Linked DNA regions of Homo sapiens: region 1 is linked to region 2. A link is an interaction called in ENCODE POLR2A ChIA-PET data of the cell type or tissue named here. Cell type or tissue: K562. All regions are shown on one strand. Each heading gives the region's core, and the rest is flanking DNA. Links, peaks and the distances in the headings are about the cores only. Region 1 overlaps GZF1 (GDNF inducible zinc finger protein 1). Region 2 has its middle 130 kb from the start of SSTR4.

Region 1 (2,813 bases), core at 108-2,607, 460 kb before region 2:
CAGCAGAACTGTTCTCCTGCATGGTAGGTACAGTGTCTTGGACTGCAGCCAGGTTGTGGAAATGGCCATTTTCTGCAAAAGACAGCAATTTATCCGAAAGCTTGGATGACACATACTCTTCGTCAGGCTGTTCAGTCTTGTGTCCGTCATCGTTCTTGGGCGAGCCATCTACAATGACAAGGAAAGACTTCCATGGAGTATTCTTATCGTGTATCTATAAGTTAAACACAAAACAAAGGTCACTGAATGTGTCTCTGGACAAGTGCATCTTTTAAAACAATAGTCCCTCTACAACTTCAATTTTCAACTTTCACTAATAAGTACCCGCCTGCCACCACCCTCACTGTTACAGAGTAGTCATCGTGGATGGTGCTTTCCCTGGGCCTTGGGGCTTGGTGTTCCACTTCATTCATTCCGTGAGCGTTCCACTGCAGAGACAACCCAAGGAGAAAGTACCTGTTGTCTCGACCTCTAACCACCTTGGAGAATGGTGGTAGGTATTTCTCTTTCCGTGCATCTAAGGGCAGCAGCTTGTTTCTCAAATAAGCCAACCCACTGCTTACTGAGGTGTGCCGCCGAAGAGTGGACTTGTCGGTGAATGTCCGTCCGCACGCATTGCACATGAATGGCCTCTCCCCTGTGTGGATGCGGCGGTGGCGCTGGAGGGCGTTGAGCTGGGTGAACTGCTTGCCGCACTGGTCACAGCAGTAGGGACGCTCCCCTGAGGCAGGGAGAGAGGAGACTGCTGGTGGGTCCCTTTGGCCTACTGTGCTTAATTCTGAATACACACTTGAGTGAATGATGCTGTTGCAAACCACTGGGAAGCCTCAGCATCCAACATAAGGAAGGTTATGTTGGGAACAACTTAAGGGCTACAAATCCACTATCTCTATAATACCAAGAATTTATGGCCTACACCAAAAAGGGGCCAGGACATGTGCCTGCAGCAGGTATTATAACTATAGGAATGACACCTGTTTTCCATGGTAATGGAGTATAAAATTACAAGACCCCTAACAACTGAATATGCATGTGTGCATGTGCATTTACTAACATGTACAGATCATTATCCCTATGTCCACACATCCACATCCACTTCCTACATTCACACCATGACTAAGCTGTCTGTCCTTTTCAGTAAAAACTCCATGTAGCAAAGGGACTTAGTCTTCTCCCGTTTACACACATAAGTGCTCCCACTTTTCAGTTTCTCAGAGTTAGAAACAATCTCTAAAGAAATGCTATTATGACATACAAAGTTTGGCCAGTTTTCTTCAAAAGCTTAGTTCCAAGTAATTTACTGGTAAATCTACAAGCTTTAGAATTTTTTTTTTGGCCAAACTAAACTCCCTTCCCTGGGACATTCCAACCATACCTGTGTGGACTTTAATATGCTGGTACAGTGAATTCCGCTGGGCAAAAGTCCTGAAACATACTTCACATTTAAAGGGTTTGGATCCAGTATGGATTCTATTGTGGTGTTTTAAGTACTCCTTAGAAGCAAAACTCTTGCCACATGTTTCACACATAAAAGGTCTTTCACCTACATGAGAAAATGAAATAAAGTCATAAACAATACAGGCATTAAAAACACATGGAACAGTAGGTCTCCACTGTTAAAACCCACGTGAACTCAAAAGTGCCTTGGTAGGCAGCATGTTACATTTTCCAGTAAAAACTATCATAAAATATATATTCATGTAAGATGCTTGCTACTTACTGAAAGTTGGTGTAAAATATCCTTGGAAATTGCAAGAAAAATTCCATTTGACTAGAATCAAAGAGGTATTGTTTGTTCAGCTGGCTCACATTTTAGAAATTTACTCATTCCAAACAAGAAAATAATTTCACAACTTCTGTTTGGAGGAACTGCTGGATTATTTTCAAAGGAACACTTCTATGGATCTTTATCAGAATAAAGGGGAAGTTGACAATGGATATATATCACTATTCTAGAGTAGCAACTCCAATCAACTTGATTGAATTGTAGGACAAGAGTTTTAAATATCTCACTTTTTGTAGTTTAATCCCACAAATCAGACTTACCAAATTATTAGCTGTGCCCGATTTCACAGACATCAAAATAAAAATAGTGACTTTAATAAAATCTTACCATGTTAATATTATCAAAGGACCAATTCTAACTTAATCCTTCATTATAACCTGACCTTGTCCCCAATCCCAAGCTTTCTTTAAACAATTCTACTCATTCTGTAGTCATAATGCATGTCATTAAATGCTAATTTCATGACATTAAATGAGATTTTCATTCAATGACATGAATTATGACTTCAGAATGAGCAGAACTGGTGTCTAATCACACAGATGTGGTGTCTAATGAGTCAGAGACATGTCATCTCTGTCTCACATGCATTTGAACTTGAGGCTTGTAAGCCAGTGTTTACAGGTAAGAATAAAAAATGCAAGCAAAGAAGAAACTGAGAAGAATTGGAACACTTCAGTGCTGTATGCTTCTGTATCTTCCACAAGATTCTAAACCTCAGGGTTACTGTGCTGAAGCAGAATAAAGCCAACTTAAGTTTTATCTGTCACATAATTAATAAATCATAAAGACTTTGGAAAACAGAAATGAGATAATCCTACTACCTTAATGTATCATATAACAACTTATTTTCTTCTGGTCTTTTATGTGCAGGTTTTCAATACAATTGAGGTTAACTGTATGCTTAATTGTGCATTTTAAAGTTGAACATCCAAGCACAGACTTTTTCATGTCATTCAGAGCCCTTACTCTGAATAGCCGGGTCATAAGCCAGGGTATAGATTTACCAGAGTTGACTAGAGCACTTCCT
Region 2 (2,813 bases), core at 302-2,801:
ATGGTACTGCAAAATTACAATGCAGGCCAGGCAAATGTAGGTTGTGAGTGTGACTTCATCAGGAAATCAGAGGACACAAGTCAGAGACCAAGAAACACCGTGAAGGGCAACTAACATATTTCACTTGGACAAGCGTTGGCTCAGTCGCTGGGACATCGTTCCCAGAGACTTAGTAAATGGGGAGGAAGCTGTGCTGGACCCTGGCCATCCTTCACACACGTTCTGCCTTGATGCTACCTGCCCTCTACCCCTTCCCTGCCATTACCTGTGTGAGTCCAGCTGTTCCCAGGATGGCTTTAATTAAAATAATATTGACCATTGAAACAAGTTATAATAGCAATTGTTTGTAGTGTTGATGGCCACAGAAAAGGAACAATTGAATGTAATCCTAATACATCAACCAGGAAAGAGACCAAAATGTAAGCTGAGGGAGTTGTTCTCTGTGGGTTTGTGAGATGGTGAGGATGGGTCAGCTTACTCATAGCAGGGAACAGTAAGGAAACAATCAAACACAAGCATGCTGGCTGGCAAGGCTGGGACACCCCTGCAGGCTCACAATTCTAACAAACGGTGTCTCTGTCAGGTGGAAGCCAGAGGTGTAGTATTAGAGGAAAAAAATAAAATTGGGTGCAAAACAGAGGACTTTAAAAGAGAGGTCGAGAGGGCAGAAAGGGCAGTGCACCTTTCTGGACTCTCCTCAGAAGATCTACACAAATGGACCTCCCTGGGTCTGTGGAGCACTGTGGACGTCCTCAGTGCACCCCCGTCCAGTTTGAATACATGCACGTCTCCCCATGAGCTTCTTCCAGCTCCCTCAACTGTCCATCTCCAGTCTTTACAGGGATTTCTCCTCCCATTCTCTCCTTAAGTGACCCCCAAACTCATCACGACATCTGTCCCTGCTGATAATTGTGAATAAGTAGATACTGCTATGTATATTCCTCTGGGTTCTTACAACTTGAATGGCAGCTTCTTAGATCAGAGCCTCTCTTTTCATCCAACTCACTCTCCAGGATCAGAGCCATCTCCACGCTGTGACTCTCAGATGAGCCAACCCTTCTCTTCCAAAACAGGCATAATTTTAGACTCATCACCTCTATGTTCCCCTAGAAATCAAGTGCCCACAGCTCCACACCTTTTACTGCAGTCACCCTCTATGTTCCTGTCATAGCATACAATTAAAAGCCCATATCTCTGTTACTTCATCTCTCCCAGTCCCTTCAGAGTCAAATGTATAGAAAGTCGTCTATACCCACCTCACTTTACGCTCACTTCTCAGTCACATGGAAACCATCTTGTATCCCCACCCCTCTACAGAAGCTGTTCTCCCCAAGTCACGAAAGATTTCCTTGCCTTGAAATGTAACGTAGGATTTTTAGTCCATAGCTGAACTTCATCTTGGCAGTGTTTTATATAACTGCTTCTTCCCTTGCCCTTTGTGGCATTCTCATTTTCCTGGCTTTCCTCTCACCTCTCTGGCCATTCCCTTTAGGCCTCCTTTGTTGCTTTCTATCCGCCCTTTAAATGTAGTTCTCATACTTCTCCTGGCACTTGTCTCTTCTCACTCTCTGCTCAAATGAACAATGTTTCCCTGAAACATTTTATCCTCTTTTATGAATGCATTTAGCCTCTGTATATATGGATTATTTCCAAACTCAGCACATTCCCCTCTCCTAAACTTCAGACCCATATAATACCACTGTGTAACTGAACATTGCTATGTGAACATCATATAGTAGCTCAAACACAACAATGGCAAAACTGAACCCACCAGCTCCTCCCCCAGCTTTCTTCCCCTGTTCCATCCTCTTGCCCATCTAGTTGCATGAGTCATGGTTTTAGGGCCATCCTGGGTTCCTCCTTCTCTCACAACTAGCACCTCTAAATAGGCACATATCCTTTTGTTTCCACTGTCCACAAATCCTTCAGATCCATCCAGTCATTTCATTCCCACTGCTAATTCCATTCTTTCTTGCCTGCCTGCCTCTAATAGCTTCTTATGTGATCGCACAGCCTGCAGTCTTCCCCCCACTCCAATCTAATTGGATCTATAGACATAAATCTCTTAAAATGTCAATACAATCATTGTCCTTTCCCATGTAAACCCCTCTGTGATTTTCCATTGTTCTTAACATAAAGAACACAGCTCCCAAGGGTCTTAGGTTATAGTCCATGTTGCACCTAAACTTTCCCCTTTCACTGCCCCATATTTTACGTTGCAGCAAAATTCTAGGAAATCACCTTCCAGGAAATTCTTTTAGTTTCGCTCAAGCAAGTCATGCTTATTGCCCCTCCCAGCCCTGCCAGATCTTTAACCTGGTTCCCACACTGCTCTCCAACACCTGCCATTGCTTTAGTGGACGGGTTCCTTCTTTCCTTTCAGGTTTCATCTTGGCTCTCATTCCCTGGGGTGATTCCCCTGGTTCCCCAGTCCTGGGTTTTGTCTTAGGTTAGCTTCCCAGAGAAGCAGCTTCTGAGACAAGGATTCCAATGCAACAGTTTATCTGGGAGGTGACCCCCAGGAAATGCCAGGTGAGGAGTGGAGAATGGAAGAGGAAAGAGAAGCAAGTGGATACAGGGTGTTTTCACACAGCTTACCACCATGGAAAATGGGGCTTTTTCCCACTGGAGACCTCAAAGAGAAGCATAGAGCCCTTCTCCAGAAGGGTGAGGAGGTTGAGGTATTTTCTCACTGACTCCCCGACATCACTGGTTGAGCTCAGCTCCCTGCTGCATGACTCCCTTGGCACTGCCTGCCTGCTCTACCTGCAGGTGGAGCCCCTTTCTGAGCCAGAGACAGCATCAGGAAGTCA

Evidence for each region. ChIA-PET counts read pairs that join two places held together with the same protein. Peaks named below come from ENCODE experiments on the same cell type or tissue, not always from the same donor. Only the 100,000 strongest peaks of a DNase experiment are listed, where the experiment ranks them.
Region 1: POLR2A ChIA-PET joins it to region 2 with 5 read pairs; 2 of 35 experiments call an interaction of 5 or more read pairs at or near these places.

The regions. Positions count from the first base shown.
Region 1 is chr20:23,367,492-23,370,304 of GRCh38, reverse strand. GZF1 (GDNF inducible zinc finger protein 1) reads right to left here. Exons shown (of 6, transcript NM_022482.5): 4 at 1,376-1,543; 5 at 564-721; 6 at 1-214. Among named protein-coding and RNA genes, the nearest start is that of GZF1, 6.7 kb to the right of the region's middle. In K562, for the core only: no CTCF peak of the experiment used is centred there; no DNase peak of the experiment used is centred there.
Region 2 is chr20:22,908,598-22,911,410 of GRCh38, reverse strand. No RefSeq gene overlaps it. Among named protein-coding and RNA genes, the nearest start is that of SSTR4, 130 kb to the left of the region's middle. In K562, for the core only: no CTCF peak of the experiment used is centred there; DNase peaks (open chromatin) are centred at 1,820 and 2,280.